2 separate regions of the Homo sapiens genome follow, and region 2 is linked to region 1. Evidence: read pairs that join two places in POLR2A ChIA-PET (ENCODE). Cell type or tissue: OCI-LY7. All regions are shown on one strand. Each heading gives the region's core, and the rest is flanking DNA. Links, peaks and the distances in the headings are about the cores only.

Region 1 (9,293 bases), core at 1,958-6,957:
TGTGTTGTTTTTCTGGGATATTTAAATTTGAAAGGAAGATCAACTTAAAATGAATTGGTCTTTAAATTATAAAAGTATCATTAGAAAACACAACCCAATTTTTAAAATAAGCAAAAGATTTGAAAGACACTTCACCAGAAAAGATATATGAATGGAAAATAAACACATAAAAAGATACTCAACGTTAGTCATTTAGGGAATTGCATTAAAACTATGATGAGATTCACACCTATTAGGATAGCTAAACAAAACAAAAACAAAAAAGAAACCTGCCAGTATCAAGTGCTGACAAGTATGTAAAACAACTGGAACTCTCATTTATTGCTACTGAAAATGCAAAATGTTACAGTCACTTTGGAAAGTAGATTGGCAGGGTCTCAAAAAATTAAACACAAATTTACCATATGATCCAGAAATCCTATTCCCGGGTATTTACATAAATAAAATAAAAACTTATATACAAAAACCCTGTGCAAAAAGGTTTATAGCAGCTTTAATCGTCATCATCAAAAACTGGAAACAACTCAAATGTCCCTCAATGGTACATAAATTAACAATCGGTGAAACATCCATACAGTGGAATATTACTCATCGGTAAAAAGGAGTAGACTACTGATACACACAAAAGTATGGACAAATTTCAAATGCAATCTCAAATAGCAGGCAGCAAGCTTATAATTAGCTTAAACTAATGGAATATGTTCTCCAAGAATTCTATGCTAGACTGTTTGAACCAACATGAAAGTTTCCTTAATGGCTCTCCTGCTCTCAACTCCTTCAACACATATCATTTGAGCTGTACAATTCAGCATACTCAAATGCATATGCTGAATGAAAGAAGCTATACCCAATGCATGATTACATTTTACATGGCATTATGGAAAAGAGTACATTTATAGGGAACACAGAAGTATCCGTGGCTGCAGGAGTTAGGAGCTGGAGGCTGGTGACATCAAAGGGATAAAATTAGGAACTAGTTTGGGGAGGAAGGAAGTATTCTGTATCTTGATTGCGGTAGTTTTCTTGCCAAATTCTTACACAATGGCATGCATTTGTTAAAATTCATAGAACTATATGCCACAGAGTGAATTTTACTGTAAGCAAACTAAAAAAATTATTAAAACAATAATATAACTAAATGCTTTTTTGGACAGAAGTAGATGTAGAGCCTGAATTTCAGCTTCATAGATTACAGGACAGGTGACCTGAGGTACATGTGGCTCTCTGACCTCTTGCCAAGGAGTTGCAGTGAATGGTGTGCTGTCAGCAGCGAGTGCTAGTGAGTAGTGACTTAACTTTTTAGGACATCAAGGAGAGCTTAGAAGTGCCAGGAAGAAAAGTGGCCAATAAAACAAAAAAACCTTTCAAACTAGAAGTGAGGTCATGGGGTAGCTACTTCAATTGTGTGTTGTTTGAGGAGAAGGCGGCCAACAATAGCTTGCTTCTTGTGAAGAATATGTGGAAGGAAAAAAAATTACATAAAGGATAGGATCAAACGGTTCCTTCCTGAATGATTATCGTCAGCAGCATTATAGATTCCAAAGAGAAGACACCCAGTGGTCCTCATTGAGAATCCAGTGCAAACCTCTTTGTAGAATGCTTGCTCTACAAAAGAAGCTTTCCAGTGATTTAGATGAGGGTGTAAGGGAGGCAGAAAGACATAGATGAATCCCAGCTCTGTCATTTACAAACTCAGAGCCCTTGCAGAAATCACTGTGCCTTTCTGATCTTCAGTTTCTACATCTATAAAGCAGGGTTAACAAGCACCTATCTTTCAGTGTTGAGAGAATTAAATGAGATACTGCACACATAGCACTAGGCTCAATACCTGGAAGATAGAAAACCCTTACTAACTTGTAGTGAACATTACATTGCTGCCAGTTTTCACGAGCATGCATATGTTTATTTTTCTCAAGTTCATTCTTGAATTTAATTTTTTTTTCTTGTCAGTACCTCGTCAGTAGGAGACCATCATGTCTAAGAAGCATCATCTTGCTGCCTAGAGTATATAGAGTGAAATTGAAGAGAAATTTCTTATTCTCAGAAGCACAGAATCTTTTATACTCAATACAGAGAACCTTCAAAAGCAAGAGCTGTGACTTCCTCACTCCAGAACTGGTTAACCTGTTGGGATATTTGGTAGATGAATTCTGCACCACGCGCTCTTCTTTACTATGCACTAGACCAGGAGACAGCAGATGCTCTCCATGCTCTCCTTCCAACACAGAAAACCAATCTCCCAGCACCAGGGGAGACCATAAAAAAGGAAAAAAAAATGCAAATGCCCAACATTGATTAGTTTTGCCAGCTGCTCTTCCTCCAGAATCAACGGACTGGCTACTTTAGCTGTAAAGTCTGTTGGACAGACTCAGGATTTTTTTTTTAAAGAAATGGTATTAAAAAACAAATAATGCTTTCCAGTCCAAACATCAAAAAAGTTGACAAATGGAGGGGGTATTTAATAAAGAAAGAAGGAAAATAACATGCAGCTTTTGGACTGTTTGACTTTGGGGAAGGCCTGTTTCTTTTAAATATGCAGTTGGAAACTCAAATGCACTCAGAGGCCAGACTAGTCCTGTAAATGAAAGAAGCATCATCTGAGTATAAGGCAATAGGGAGTGGTGGTGAGTGTGGACCTAGTTTTCTTCCTCCCACTATTTCGAGTTTATTTGAATACAAAAAATATTTCACTTTTTTTCTAGACTCTGCTGTGGAGGAGAAAATACAGAATGTGTTATGAAAACTGATAACTGTTACAACTTCAAAGACATGGAGCAACCTTGGTCGCCATTTTGGTTGTGTGGTGGACTCAGGAAGCCCATTCACATCTGAGTTGAGCAGCTCTTATGCACCTCCAGCAACTACTATTGTGCAAGAATGTGAGCCCACACTCACCACTACTCCCCATTGTCTTATCCTCAAATACTTCCTCTCTCATTATTTACATGACTAGTCTGACCTCTAAACGCTAAGTATTTAGTTATTCAAGAGACACCCTACATATTGATTTTGATGTGATTTCTAAACTACATCAACACGTGGATGATTTTAATGCTGATGATTCATTCCACTTTGAAAAACAATGGTGTGGGCCAAATACAACATGTTTATATGTTAGTTTCTGCCAGTGACTATCAGTGTGGACCTCTTCTTTGTACCTCAGTTCGATAATTGTTGTATAGTAATGCTTTTTGACAGATGGCAATCCATGATAGAAACAACATAAATTTTGTTAGAAATAATTTCTTATTAATTTCTAAAAGGATTATGAATTAACACTGTGTTGTGAAGTATGGAGTCATTTATTAAAGAATTATTCTAAAAGCAAAGGATGGGAAATAGACCAAATGGCCTTTAATAGCAGATGGTTACATAAAGTATATTACCTCTGATCAATATTATGTAACTATTAAAATATGAAGCAAAAATATGAGGCAGTTGTACAGTGCTAACATGAAACCATGCTATGATACATATGTGTGTGTGTATGTGTGTGTGTTTTACATATACATATTTTTCCATACTGTGAAAAAATCAAAGTGCAGAAAATTGTGCATAGCATGCTACTATTGCATTATATATGTTTGTGTGTGTGTATATATATATGTATATATATATATGTAATTTAACAACAAGTAATATTACAAAAATTCCACTAATTCACAGGACACAAGCAGCCTCTTTCATAAAGGTTGTAGCATAGTGGGAATAGGTTGTCATAACAATAGAGATGATGGACATTTTTTCAGGGAATCTCATGGCTAGAACATGCTTCATCCTCTTTCCATCACCTGCTTCTGAGAGACAATGACATTGGTTTTAATGGGTGGTCACAGACTCCAGTATGAAATGTAAAGTGGTCACAGAAAGTATTAATTTTAACAAACATAACAGGATCCTAATCACAAAGGCACAAGTGAATATTGTGGTAGTTCACATACATAGGATTTACTAGCAGTGGCTTTCCTACCAGACTCTCCATCCCTTTTTATCTATGCCCTCTTCTTTAAAATGTGCTCATCTCCCCAGAGGTGTTTCTGGCCTACCTGTTGTTTAGCCACTTCCCCATTTTGGTCCTGAGTTTGGCTCATTTTTGAGCATGACTTGTGTAAGCTCTTGACTAAGCTGACTGATTTAGTGTTTTCTAACAGATGCTTGAATTTGCCAGAGGTTGTCTGGGCCCTGCTGGGAATATGCACCTCTTGCAAGGAAGAGAATGAGATAATGAATGACCTCTCTTCATTTTCTTTCCCTCAACCTTAATTTATAGCTAGATATGTATGTAGATATAAATATGACTAAAGACTATATATTATATCTATATGAATGTGACAGAAACTATAACAATGATTGTCTCTGGGAATATATGTTCTTTTTATGCCCAATAAGCTGAATATCAGATTGACAAACTGCATTTCTGGTATCACAGATGTGTACATGAAATGAGAGAAGAAGGAGAAATTACCTAGTTTGTGACATTTAAGTCTCTGTCTTAAACAGAAGTAAAATTTCTAATCAGTATGGGAAAGTTAGATAATCTAATAAGTGATACTGAGACATCTGGCTAACCATCTAAAAATTTATATCCCTACCTTACTCCTTCTACCAAAATAAATTTGTGAGTGACAGTCTATAAAACAGTCCCTATGAGTGACAGTCTATAAAGCAGTCTCTATGATTCCCACCTCCTGGTATTCATACCTTTGTGTAATCCTTTTGAGTGTGGGCAGGACCAGATACTTATTTCTAACCACTAGAATGTGGCAAAGATTATAGGTTGTAAGTGATCACATGTATGTGATTACATAAAAGTGTAATGCCTATTTTTCTAGAGTCTCACCTTTCTCTCTCTTTTTTCCTTCCTCCTTTCTTCCTTCTCTCCTTTATTGGTTTTGATAAGGCAAGATGCCATAAATCTTACAGCATCAGAAAATGAATTCAGACAACAAAGTGAGGGAGCTTGGAAGTGGATCCTTCCCCAGTTGAGCCTCTGATGAGAACACAGTCCTGGCCATCACCTTGGTCACAGCCTATGAAACCCTAAGAAGAGGCCCTAGTTAAGCTATGGCCAGAGTCTTGATCAACAGAAACTGTGAGATAATATATGTATGTCAGTTTAAGCTGCTAAGTTTTTGATAACTTGTTATGCAGTAATAGAAAAGTAATGCAAAGCTCCACATGGATTAATGAATTAAATGTAAAAAAAATTAGCAGAAACCATACAAATCACTAAAAGGAAAAGTGATGAAATGCTTTTGTGATCTTGACATACAAAAGAGCTTTCTAAAGAAGAAACAAAACCCAAATGCCATAAAAAAGACTGACAGATTTGACTATCTAAAATTTTTGAAGTTCTGCATGGAAAAAAATACTATAATCAATACTAAATTAGAAAAACATTCGTACCAGATATGGCAGATAAAGGACTAATTGTCTTAATTTTTCAGAGTGCTGGCAAATCAGAAAACAAAATTAGCAACCCAAAAGAAAAACGAGCCAATAATATGAACTAGTCCAAATAAAAGAAGTATTAACAGTATTAACATACAAAAGGATGCTCAGCTTTCCTCACAAAAAAGGTAGAAATTCTCAAAAATGAGATTTTGTTTTTCACTTAGCAGATTTGCAAAGTTATAAAAAACTTGATAATACTGGAAAGACAGCCACTCATATACTATTGTTTGGAATTTAAATTGGTGCAATTTTTTTGGCAATAGAAACCCAAATTTCCAGCATACCTACAATTGCCAGTCTTCTTGTGGGAATCCATCCTACAGTTATGCCCATCTATGTATACAGTGAATTTTGAATAACAAAAACTAAGAAATAATCAAAATGCTAATTGGTAGAAAATCTGTTTAGTAAACTCAGGGATGGCTTACCATGAAAGATATGCAACTGTGAAAAAGAATGCCTTCTGCCCATTTGACTTCTGCCCAAGTCACAAAAAGGAATGATTTACCAGCTCTATTACATCTTAAAAAAATCAACATTCACATAGCATATACAGCTTTGCTTTAATTTTTTCAAAAGGATATATTGGAATAAGAAAAGTGTGTGTGTGTGTGTGTGTGTGTATAACATTGGAAGAGAGAAGTGTGTCTGATTTTGACCTCAGCCTAGGACCATGTCAGTATGGAGAGACAGAGAGAGACATGCATATCCTTATAAGCACATGTTCTAAGAAGTAATGACTGAGATGAAGGATTCAGTAGCTTTTGTGGTCAGGAGCAGAGAGGTCTGGGAACAGGAGATTAGGGAGTTGAGGAGGATTAATCGGATCCTGGAGATGGGGCAGTCAGAGAATCAGTGTGTCCTGCTGGGTCTTGGCTCTAACAAAGCCAAAAATTCCCGAGCGCTCCTGATTCTGGAGCAGAAGCTCTTTGTTTTCTGTGAAATAAACAGTAAACACTGTGCTCGGCACTGGGGTAGGGAAATGAAGAAGCATAAAAAGAGTAAGAATTAGTCTTTATAGTCTAGTGGAAAAAAGCATTAAATTCAAATAAATATTAAATATCAGAATATAGTATAATAATATTTATGTATCCATCAAATTAAAATATCCTGTGATGATCTCCTGGAGTCTAAATCTGTCATCAGGCCTGTGGAGTAAATCTCACTGATATTCTTTCATTGGCTCCTCATAGCTACCTTTTAAGGAAGTCTCATTACTCCTGTTTTACAGATGGGATTCAGAGAGGTGAAATACTATTTTTTAAAGACCTTAGAAAGTGGTCTCAGGATCTGGGTTTGTGTGAGGGAGAGGCGTGGGTGCAGAAGAGTAGAGAAAAATTTGAATTTAGCTATGGAGCCTGGATCTTAGATACCACAACCATTCCAAAAGGGGATTCATCATCTTACCTTAAACATGCTCATTTCCTCATTTCCTGTATGCTCCACCTCAACAAACTTTTTTTTTGTTTTTTTTTTTGGTACCTTCTATGAGCCGAGACCATGGTTCTAAAGGATGAGGATGTGGCGGTGAACGAGATAGACATATTTGTCTTCGCTCATGGAACATTTTAGAAGGGAAGACAGAGAATAAGAGAGTAACAAATACACAAGCAATGCAATTTAAGGTTGGATAAGTGTTTTTTTGTTAGTTTGTTTTTTGTTTTTTGAGATGGAGTCTCACTCTGTCACCCAGGCTGGAGTGCAGTGTCGCAATCTCGGCTTACTGCAACTTCCGCCTCCTGGGTTTAAGCGATTCTCCTGCCTCAGACTCCTGAGTAGCTTGGATTCAGGCGCCCACCACCACGTCGGCTAATTTTTGCATTTTTGGTAGAGAGGGGGTTTCACCATGTTGGCCAGGCTGGTCTTGAACTTCTGACCTCAAGTGATCCACTCACCTCAGCCTCCCAAAGTAAAGCTGAATAAGAGACAGAAATGGATGGTGGGGCTTGGGGTAGTGGTTGGGTATTTTAGTAAGCCTGGACAAAGCCACTCTGAAAGGGAGACGTTTGAACACAGATCTGAATAAACTGAGAGTGAATCATGGGATGATGTGAGACAGAGGAGTACTAAGCAGAGGATGATCAGGGCAAAGGCAGTGAGATGTGAGTTGGGCCTGAGTGCCCGTTATTGAAGGAGCGGCAGGTGCTTCCACATGGCCAGGGCGGGGTGGGTGAGCCCGGGTTCAGGGAATGGAGGCCAAAGGGGTGGGCAGAGGCCTGATTACATAAAGCACTGTGGAGCACAAGGAGATAGATGCTGAGATTTTAGCCCTCAGGAAGCCCTTGGGAAGTTTTCAGCAGAAAAGAGATGCTTTCTGATTTATGTTTAGAAAAGAAGACTTTGTCTGCAGGGGAGAACAGGGATACGCCAGAGTGGCAGTAGGGAGCTCTTAGGAGATGGCTTTGGGAGGTATGGGGGCAGTGAGGTGAAGACCAGTGGCTGTGTACTAGGGGAAGAATGTATAGGATTTTCTAATGGATTGGCTATGCAGAGAAAGGAGGGAGGTGGATGAGTACGAGGTTGACTCAGGTTTTTGGCACAAGCAGGTGGGTGGTGCCAGTCGTAGAGGTGGAGAAAACTAAACCATAATACCTCTCTGCTTAAGCCCTTGCTGGTCTCACACCACCTGCAGACTCCTCTAATTGGCTTACAAGCTCCCACCTGTCCACCGTGACTGAGTCCTGCCTTCCTTTCAGACTCTTCTCCAGCCCCTCGGTTCTCTTCCCTGTGTCTCCAGCTACACCCGTTTCCCCACACACCATGCTGCTTCTTACCTCTGTGCCTGTGCATGCTTCTCAGCCCCCTCATCCTGCATGCCTCAGCTCAGATGCTACTTCCTCCAGGAAACAGTTTCTGATTTTCCAAGTTCAAATAAGCCTTCTCCTCCAATTATGCTTCTCTGATGGGCTGGGTTCTCCTTGAGGGCAGGTACCGTATGTCACTCAATTTTGCATCCCCTGGGCCTAGCACAGTGCCTGGCACATAATAGGCAGTGCAAATAGTGTTTGATAAGTGAATGAACAAATGCATGCTGGTATGTGCACAGTACTGGGTAGTTTCTGGGGTTAAATATTAAATCTGAGTATGTTTTTCAAAAGTATTTAGATGTGCAAAAGGTGAAAGGAAGAGTTAACTAGACACTGTAAGGTGTGCATGTGGTGCTTCTGAATCCTGATCTTTTGCATGCTGAGACCACATCTGGAACCACCAGGGACACTAAATTGCCTCTGTAAAGGCTTTGCTGGAACTAGTGTGAGGGATGCAGGGACGAGGATCTTAGGTATACAAATGAGAGGAGTAAGTGCAGGCAAAGGGTGGATCTGCCCTCCTTTTTGTGTTTCCTTGATAATGTTCAGCCCCAAGGGTCATTCCTCAGTCATCTCCTGGTCTCCCTGTCCCTTTAATTCCGCTTATAGTCCAGACCATGCTCCAAGGTACGTGATTAATGCCCCTTCCACCAACCCCTCTCTGTCGCCTTTAAATGCGGCCACACTACCACTCACCTAACCCTGACAGAAAAAAATACAGTCCTGTCACAGTCTTGTGGCAAGCTAGATCTTCCAGCATTAAATCACCATTAAGGGCCTCTGTGAGTTTGATAGCAGCTTTAGCTGTTGGTTGTTTTTTTTCTCTCCCTTTTTATCCCATTTCAAACTCAGCTAAAGCTTTTCTGCTATCAGCAGTGGGGCTGCTGCAAAGACAAACCATCCACACCCTCTCCTCCACAGGCACACCCACACTCCATAATTAATCTGAGTGGAGAAGTGTGGAGGACTTCCAGGCAAAGCCTTTTCCAGGCAGAGATGCCCTGGGTAGTTGAATATTGGCAGGGGTAGAGA
Region 2 (9,293 bases), core at 2,331-7,330, 310 kb after region 1:
CCAAGATGCCTGAAACAATTCTGCTCAAACTTCCTACCAACTCACCTTTGGGCTGAGACAAAACAGAGAAAGTTTGGGCCCCAAAGGACAATTTTTCAGAGAAGTTGGGAGCAGGTAGAGGCAAAGCCGAGTGATGAAACTCATCTGACAATTGTCATCTGCCCTCTTTGCATCTCTGGCCTCATTCTTCCCTGTCTCTTGGGGATGCCTTACTTTCCTTTCTTCTCTGTAATGTTAGCAGTCCCCCATTCCTTTCCCCTAGGCTGCTTGTCCTCTGGGATGAAGAAAAGGCTTTAAACCTGTAAACTGTATACATTTTCTCCAAAATCAACTTGAAACTCAGTCTGAATTGGATGGAGAGGATTCGCTTATGGAAGGAGCAGCTGTGTACCCACACACTGATAGAGACATCCCTGCTCTCGGAGGTGTTATGATTATGCGGGCTAAAAAGCTCAGATGTCTGAAGACTGGAGTTTCTTGTGTATATTTATATGAAGACTGTTCCCCTCCAGGACCATGAGGATGTGGAATGAGGCTGTTTTTCATTCCCCACCCAGTGGCTAATGCAGCTCAGAGACTGTATTTGGGAGTTGAGCCTACATGTAGTGAATCATCAGGAGCCCTGTGGAAATGAGCAAAGCAGGTGCAGTTTAAAGACCACATTCTCAGAGGTGCAAGAAGCTGAGCTTTCCCTTTCTCTAAGCTCAGTTTTGGTTTCAAGACTGATCCCCACTGATGAGGCAGAAACCTAATCTCTGTCAAAATGAGTTGTTTTTCCAATTCCTTTTCCCCAAGGGTGAGCTTTAATTCCAGCAATCCACATGGTTCCCAGACCTTTGGAAGATCAGCTCTCTGATCCTCCAGACAACCTTTCCTGAGCCGGATGTGGCCTGGCGATCCTTAGTTGGAATCCACGCTGGCTACTGCTGAGAGATTTCTGATTCCATCTTATCCCTCCAGCACTGGCAATTGACTTGTCTGCTTCTGTACCACCTGAGGGCAGGAGTGCTATTCTGTGACCAGGTTTCTCCCTTGGATATGGATCTCCTGGTTGTCTGTATGCGTGATCTTCCCTCATTCCCTGCTGGCGTTGGGGTACTCCGAGGCTCTGCCCCAGGAAGCAGAGAACAGAGCCCGTCTCTGGGACCCTTGGTGTTCCTGCCTCACCACCTCTTCTCCACTCTCTCCTCCTCGAGTCCAGAAGATCTGACTTCAATAGGAAGCCTAACTCTTCCTAAGCCTCCTTGTTCTCATCCTGATTCCTTTCCCAAACATTTTGTTATTGCCCACAATCCTCTTCGTTCCCCTAAGGACACACAAGCCTGAAAGGAACTCCTTTTTTCTCAACTTTGCATCCTCTTGCAGCCATTTTAAAAATATGCGACATGGACCACCGTAGGAAATGTTTTGCAGAAGAGAAAATCTGGAAGAAAAAGCATGTACAGATACCATTGAACCAACTATCCATGCTTTTTTGGATTAGTTGCAAAATCCCAGTTTACTTAACTTTTCTTTTGCCTAGAGACTGTTTAAATAACTTTTCTAAAACAGCCAATGAGAACAATGTACATAGTTAATGCTGGCAATTAGTATTTTTTTACTAAGCAATTCCTTTTAACAGTCTTTTAGATCATGTACACGGGCAGTTATAGTCTTTGAATTAGCACTGTGATTAAAAACACGAGCTTTGGAATCAGACCCAGTTCTGCTCTCACCTAACAGCTCAGTGGCCTTAGACAAATTAAAGAACTTTTCTAAGCTTCCGGGCCCTCATGTGTGAACGGCTTTAGTGTTGTTAGAAAGTGTAGATGAACTAATGTGTGCAAAACACCTAGCACCTAGTAAATATTGTGTTTCCTTTACTTGTCTCTTTGACTTTAGCACTCAGCTTGTATTTCCATGCACTGCCACTAGCACATGTTTCTTCTTATAAGAAGTCTGTAATATTACTGCTCTGAAAATGAAGTAGAATGGACTGAAGTGATAGTTTACAGTCAAAATTAAAAGATGGCAGAGAGAGAAATTCTTCCTGTCATCTCACTGGGGGAGCAGAACAATTGAGAGAAGAAACAGTAGATATATTTTTTCTTTAAGTTAATTATCATTATTAATATTATTATTATTATTATTATTATTTTTGAGATGCAGTCTCGCTCTGTCACCAGGCTGGAGGGCAGTGGCGTGATCTCAGCTCACTGCAACCTCCGCCTCCCAGGTTCAAGAGATTCTCTTGCCTCAGCCTCCTGAGTAGCTGGGACTACAGGCACATACCACCACGCCAAGCTAATTTTTATATTTTTAGTAAAGAAGAGGTTTCACAATGTTGGCCAGGATGGTCTCGACCTCTTGACCTCCTGATCTGCCCACCTTGGCCTCCCAAAGTGCTGGGATTACAGGCATGCGCCACCATGCCCTACCTTTTAAGTTAAGTTTTCTATAACTTATATCCAATATATTTTAAAAATTTAAGACAGTTCCCACTATAGCATATTAATATGTGTAGGAAGATAAATAAAATAAAGTTTGGAATTATGAGAATTGACATTGAAGAGGGGATGCTATTTGGTCAAATTTTGTGGTTGAACTTCAGACTTTCTCCTGAGCTCCCTAGAGGCCAAAGTAAAAAGGAAAACACAATGTATAGTTTGCATTATTGAAAGGGAGAGGCACATCAAAGAAGGTCAGAATGATATCAGGGAAATGAGAACTTCTTCCTCTTCTTCTTGACCTTATTATTATGTTGTCAATCTGTGGACTGGAGAGACTAAAAGAAATCAGATAGGAAGTGGCATAGAAGACAGACTAGAGAATTAAGTTTCTCTCTCTAAATGAACAAAGACTCCCTCAGAAAAAACTCTCCCTAGATCACTTAAAAGGAAAAGAAAAGAAAGGAAGTTGCCGGCTTGACAGAGCCTCAGAATATCCCCTGAAAGCTCTGGAGGCTCTATCTGGCATTGTGACCTCCATAGCAGCCCTTGCCACTGCCTTTGCATTAGAGGTGCAGCCTCTGGGAAAACCCTGCCAATCACCTTGCTGTACCAGCCAGTCCTGGGAAATTAAATTATAGCTCTTGATCCACTGGGCAAGTGGTAAGTCTCAATTACTCTGTGTAACGTAATAATCACAGTCCCTGCTCTTCTCTACTCCTAAAGTAGGTCCTCACACATAGGATCCAGAAGCTTAGAGAAGTCCTTTAATTTGCATAAGGCCACTGAGCCGTCAGGTGGGAGCAGAACCGTGTCTGATTCCAAAGCTCATGGTTTTTGTTTGTTTGTTTGTATTTTGAGACAGGATCTCACTCCGTCACCAAGGCTGGAGTGCAGTGGCATGATCTTGGCTCACTGCAACCACCATCTCCCAGGTTCAAGTGATTCTCCTGCCTCAGCCTCCCATGTAACTGAGATTACAGGCATTCACCACCACGCCTGTCTAATTTTTTTTTTTTTTTGTATTTTTAGTAGAGATGGGGTCTCACAATATTGGCCAGGCTGGTCTTGAACCCCTGGCCTCAAGTGATCCACCCATCTTGGCCTCTCAGAGTGCTGGGATTACAGGCATGAGCCACCGTGCCCAGCCCAAAGCTCATGTTTTTAATCACAGTGCTAATTTACAGACTATAACTGGCCATGTAAATGATCTAAAAGACTGTTAAAAGGAACTGTTTAGTATGAAAGTACTAATCATCAGTGTCATTATTCCCCCCCAAATACTTCCTAAATGTCTGTGTCATACCAGGCACTGTACTATACATTGAGGTTATAACTGTGAACAGTACAGACATTGTTTCTGCCTTTATCAGTACCTGAATTCTAGTGGGAAGTACAAATAAACAGAAAAATAAAATTATCAGAGCTAGAGATAAGTACTGGAAGAAAGAAACACAGGGCTTAGGGTAGAGAATATCCGGATCAGGAAAGGATTCCTGTTTGGGAGATTCAGGGATTGTTCATTTGAGAAACTGACATGTGAGCCAAGTCCTGATGGAGAGGTTACCAGACATACAAAGAAAAAGAATAGACCCTTCCAGACAGAGGAAAGAGCATGTACGAAGGTCCTGAAGTGGGAAAGAGCAGGGCATACAGAGGGGACATGAGCAGGTGGGAGATGGGTATAAGATATGCTTGGAGAGATAAGCAGGGCTCTTATCATGTAAGGCTTTGCGGCTATGAGAAGCGGCAGGTGCTTCATTCTGAGTGTTATGGGAAGCTATTGAAGGAGATGGAGCTTTACATAATCTTATTCGTGATTTAGGAAGACCACACTTACTGGTAATAGAGAACAGAACAAGAAGAGATGCAAAGAGGCAGTTAGTAAATGCATCACCATTTGTGTTTGCTGAGATGGAGGTATTTCCCAGCTTCCAAATTCCTCCAGGACATCTCATTTCATCAGATGGGCAGAATGCTAAAAAGAAGGAGCCTAGGTTTGACTGTTTGCTGGTTATTTTCTCCTAATCCCTCCAGAAAATTCCATACATATATTACTAGGTGAACCATTAAGTTGACTTCACAAATGAGGAATTACATGAGTTTTCTTAAAATGATATATGCTAATATTTCTTTGCTATTATTGTAGGTGTACCACGCAATGAGAAGAGGACATTTGCCTTTTTATTCCACTTCTCAACTTTAAAAATTGCCTTTACAGATCTTTATTTTCACTGACCCAGAAACTAGAGAAGTACAGAGAGAGAGAAACAGCCAACTCTTGTGCTGGGAATGGGGATGCTGAGGCTTGTGCAAGCTCTGTTCTTGTTGCGTGATGATAGGCAAGATGCTTCCCCTCCCTGAGTCTGCCTTTTCATCCTGTAAGTGAGGGCATTTGAAAAATAATCTCTAAGCTTATACCTTTATCTTCTAAGAGTCTATAACTCTTTAGTGTTGGGTTAGAGCAACGCAGAAGAGGTGGATCATTAGCTGCTGATTTTTCTGAGTGACAGCCTCATAGGAAATAGCATTGTGATCCTTTTACTATGTTTTGTGGTTCCTTTACCTGTAAACGTATTTTTCAGTTTAACATGTGGAAAACTCCATTTGGAAGCAGGCAGTTTTCATCCCCTTCCTCTCCACTCCCAGATGGACCAAGCTGAGGTGTCAGAGGGTGATGGCACAGGCCACAGTCACTGCTTGGGTTGCTGCATGGCCTGGCGTTCTGAGGCCAAGCATGTGCTGGCTCTCCCCAACACCACATTAGAGTACAGATATCTCTTCAATATACTGATTTCCTTTCTTTTGAATATTTGCCCAGTAGGCGGATTGCTGGGATCATATAGGAGCTCAATTTTTAGATTTTTGAAGAACCTCCAAACTGTTCTCCATAGTGATTGAACTAATTTACATTCCCACCATTCTGTGTGGGTTGCTGGTTTCTCCGTTCTGCTGGATACCTCGTGGATAATGTGATCAATGGCATGGATTGTCTTGCTGTTCCCACTGCCCACAAATCAAGCTCTTAATAGCCCAATAAAATCATGAGATTCAGGCTAAAAAAGTGATTGCATTGCTCAGATGCTAATGAGACACATATATCTGAAACAACTGATTAAAGACTGTGGAAAGGAGGTCTCAGCACAACATGTGGGGTGGCTAATTTACAAAGGTGAGGAGCATTCCAGATAACAGAATGTCACGCACCTTTACTTCCAAGGAGATGTATTTAAAATAGGCTGATTTTTCTTACATATTTTCCCATGAATGATTGGGACACCAATGCGGTGAGTAAAAGCAAGATGGCTGAGTGATTCTCCCATCAGGGTCCTTCTGTCTGCCAGGCTGTAGCCAACAAACGTTCCAACTTGGCAGGTCAAATGTCTCCAATACATTTCCAGAATGTGTTGTGCAGTCGATAATAAATAAATGCTAAGATATGTGATTACACAATGATAGCCACATTCATTGACCTGTCTATCAAAGGAGCCATATTTGAGTTTGAGTTCCCTTCCCCTGGGCCCGTGGAGTGAAGGTGGAGTGTTAGCTTGTCGTCTTTAACATTCCTAGCAACCCTGGGCTAAGTGCACTGGGGTGGAAGGCAGTCCCTTTTGCTTAGTAATCCATTAGCTAATGGGTGTGAGCCCGTCAATTTTCTATTTATTCCTTAAACCATTAAGGTTTACCTGCTGTGTGTGAGACTACACTTGACAAAAAAGAGTGATAGTTGAAATAAAATAAATATCAAGCCTTACGAGGTCTGATGAGTATTGCTTACACCATAGCGGGCTTCATGGAAAGGTAAAGGTGAACCAACTCTTACAAGTTGACACATGGCATTCTGGGCAAGAGGAGGTAAACAACTCTGCTGTGTTTCAGTCCAGAGGCATTCACCAGCGGAGGGGTGTTGTTTGAGAACTACTATCCAAGTGCCCTCGATATTTGTCAACAATGCCTTCCTGAGTGTCTTGGAAGCTGGTAGTTTTACTCTCTAGATAAGACTCAAACTCCTGACTGGCCTACACAAGGCTCTGCATAGTCTGAGCCTTGCTGCGTGTCTAGCTTTATCTTTCACCTCTCTTTCCCTTGCTCCACCCACACTGATCTTTTTCAGGTCCTTTGCGTATGATATTCAATCTCCCATTAGTGTTTTTCTTGCCTAAATCATCCTTCAGATCTCAGCTTGAACTCCATTTTCTCCGAGAAAAACATCCTTGATCGCCCAAGCAGGGTCAGTCTCTAACTCGATGCTCTCTTGGTTTCCTGTCCTCCAAACTAGCCCTCAAAACACCTTAATATACTGTATTTAGTTACATAAATATCTGATCAATGTTTGGCTCTTTCACTAGGTGGAAAGTTCCTTGAGGGCAAAAACCACCTCTGGCTTTGCTTGCCACAGTTTTCTCAGCACTTTCCATAATACCTGTTGAGTGAAGAAAAGAATCAACCCAATCTTGAGAGAGCTTCATGTTGAGAACAAATGTAGAGGGACAATGAGGGCTCCTGAGAACTAAACCTTGGCATTTCTTGGGTTTTGTTCCTTATAGGTGAGGTTTATTGTGTCATATTTCCATGATTATTTACAGTAGTTTTTATTTTGCCTGATATAGACAGCCTTATCAACAATGAAAACATTTAAGATAGGTATACTGGAAATAACACTCTAGTAGTCCTGCTCCTCATAACTCAGGCAGAAAGTATTTTCTGTCTCCTGGATTACTTGGTTATTTAGAGTTACTCAGTTACTCCAAGTTACTCAGAGATGGTTCCACTTGCTGATCTTATTCAGATATAATTAATTAGAGCACATATAGGTTTCCCAGTGAGTTGTAACTATCCCAGGTCAAGATGCGCTTTACACAAATTATAATCAGTGTTTTGAGGCACTATTGAAGGTGAAAACCAAACGTCTTCATAATATCCCCAGTACAACCTGTGCTTACAAAAATTATAGAATCCTTGAGAGGGAAATCAAAGGGCATCTATTCAGTATTACTATGTGCAAGAAACAGTTCTAGGTGCTCAGATATGGCAATAAATAAGAATGCTTGCAAATAAGCAAATATACACATGAGATAATTCCAGAGAGGGAAAAGGGCTATGAAGAATATAGAAAATGGTGATGTTAGAGAAGGTGACATGAAAGAGGTTATTTTAATTGGGTGTTCAGAGTCAATTATGTTCAGATGGTCCAAATTCTGTCTGAGAGCAAGAATCAGTATGTCACCTATTACCACAATAATGCTGCCAGACCAAAGCCGTATTGAGCAAGCCACATGGCTTCCATTCACAGTGTATCCATTTTCATTCCATTGGTCCAAGCAAGTCACGTGGCTAGCCCGACATCAGTGGAGTGGGGAACTACATGCTTCACCCTAATTCTGCTTCCTTGAAGTGGATCCTTACACAATTGTTTTCCACAGGTCTTGGTTCTGCCCTCTGGGGACCCGTTCTTTTTTATTTTACCCTTAAGTGAAATAAAATTTTAATTTAGGTACCTCAGGCTTCTACGTGATCTTTCTAGGATCCCCTTTGTCCGTTTGGAAGAATCGACTAGGTTCCACTTCAATCCTTTGGGAGGTCTTAACAAAGGGTGTGATGGGCACACTTTTTATTTGGAATAGGCTCCTAGGCTATATCTGAAAGGCCATGTCCTTATTTTGGTCTTTGCCCTTGGGCTGTATTTTCTTTGAGGATATTTCACTGGATGAAAATTCTGGAGATGAGAAACAGTATCATTTTCCAGTGTAGTATGTCCCAGATTTTCTGAGTTCTCTGTGTACTCTCTCAACTGTATTTGTAAACTGGACAGCTCTTTTCTGAGCTCATCTCTTTCATGTAGTACCTTATCAAGTGTGGCTACCTACAGCCAGTTCAGGCTTTTAATATTCCATTTCTAAGTTCAACAGGTACATGTCTTCCTTTCCAGATGATCACAGGTACTACTTTTACTAAATGTTTCACCGTTGCATGACACAGGTCACAATTTTTCTAAACTACTAAACTACTTTTGTTGTTTCCTCAACACTCACCACTGAGTTTGAAAACATCTTTTCAGGTTTTTCTTAACAACCATGCCTACTTCTAGGTTTCTATTTCAGCCTCAGTCAGCTATTGCCACAATCATGGCATTCAACAAGTTACCTCGAAGGTCAAGAATTAACAGTAAGTGTTAATTCTCAAGCTTGCAAATTTGCAGGGCAGTAGGTCTGAGGAACGGCTGATATTGCAGGCATGGCTGGGTGATTGCTCCCAGTTGAGGGGCAGCAGAGATTAGCTCCAGGATGTCACTGTGCTCATACCTGTTTTAGGTGTGGACATTTCAGAACTCAGGTTGGAGTTTCAACAGCTTCCATGGGGAAGCCCTTCTCGTGGCCAATCTCTGCAGTGTAAGAACCAGGACAACGCCTGTAATCCCAGCACTTTGGGAGGCCGAGGCGGGTGGATCATGACGTCAGGAGATCGAGACCATCCTGGCTAACAAGGTGAAACCCCGCCTCTACTAAAAATACAAAAAATTAGCCGGGCGCTGTGGCGGGCGCCTGTAGTCCCAGCTACTCGGGAGGCTTGAGGCAGGAGAATGGCGTGAACCCGGGAAGCGGAGCTTGCAGTGAGCCGAGATTGCGCCACTGCAGTCCGCAGTCCGGCCTGGGCGACAGAGCGAGACTCCGTCTCAAAAAAAAAAAAAAAGAACCAGGACAGACTTCACAGTCGCATCTAAGACCTTTGTCAGTATCTTACCACCTATTCCCCCAGGCTGTAGCAAGCCCATGGCCAATCCCAGCATCAGTAAGATGAAGTGTCCAATATCTTGCCAGTTTCTCTCACAGGACTCTTCCCAATGTGTAATTACATGTGAACTTACTA

Evidence for each region. ChIA-PET counts read pairs that join two places held together with the same protein. Peaks named below come from ENCODE experiments on the same cell type or tissue, not always from the same donor. Only the 100,000 strongest peaks of a DNase experiment are listed, where the experiment ranks them.
Region 2: POLR2A ChIA-PET joins it to region 1 with 5 read pairs; 2 of 35 experiments call an interaction of 5 or more read pairs at or near these places.

Annotation. Positions count from the first base shown.
Region 1 is chr5:158,372,823-158,382,115 of GRCh38, forward strand. All of the region lies in intron 1 of LINC02227 (long intergenic non-protein coding RNA 2227), which reads right to left. Among named protein-coding and RNA genes, the nearest start is that of LINC02227, 32 kb to the right of the region's middle. In OCI-LY7, for the core only: no CTCF peak of the experiment used is centred there; a DNase peak (open chromatin) is centred at 4,079.
Region 2 is chr5:158,678,688-158,687,980 of GRCh38, forward strand. No RefSeq gene overlaps it. Among named protein-coding and RNA genes, the nearest start is that of LINC02227, 270 kb to the left of the region's middle. In OCI-LY7, for the core only: no CTCF peak of the experiment used is centred there; no DNase peak of the experiment used is centred there.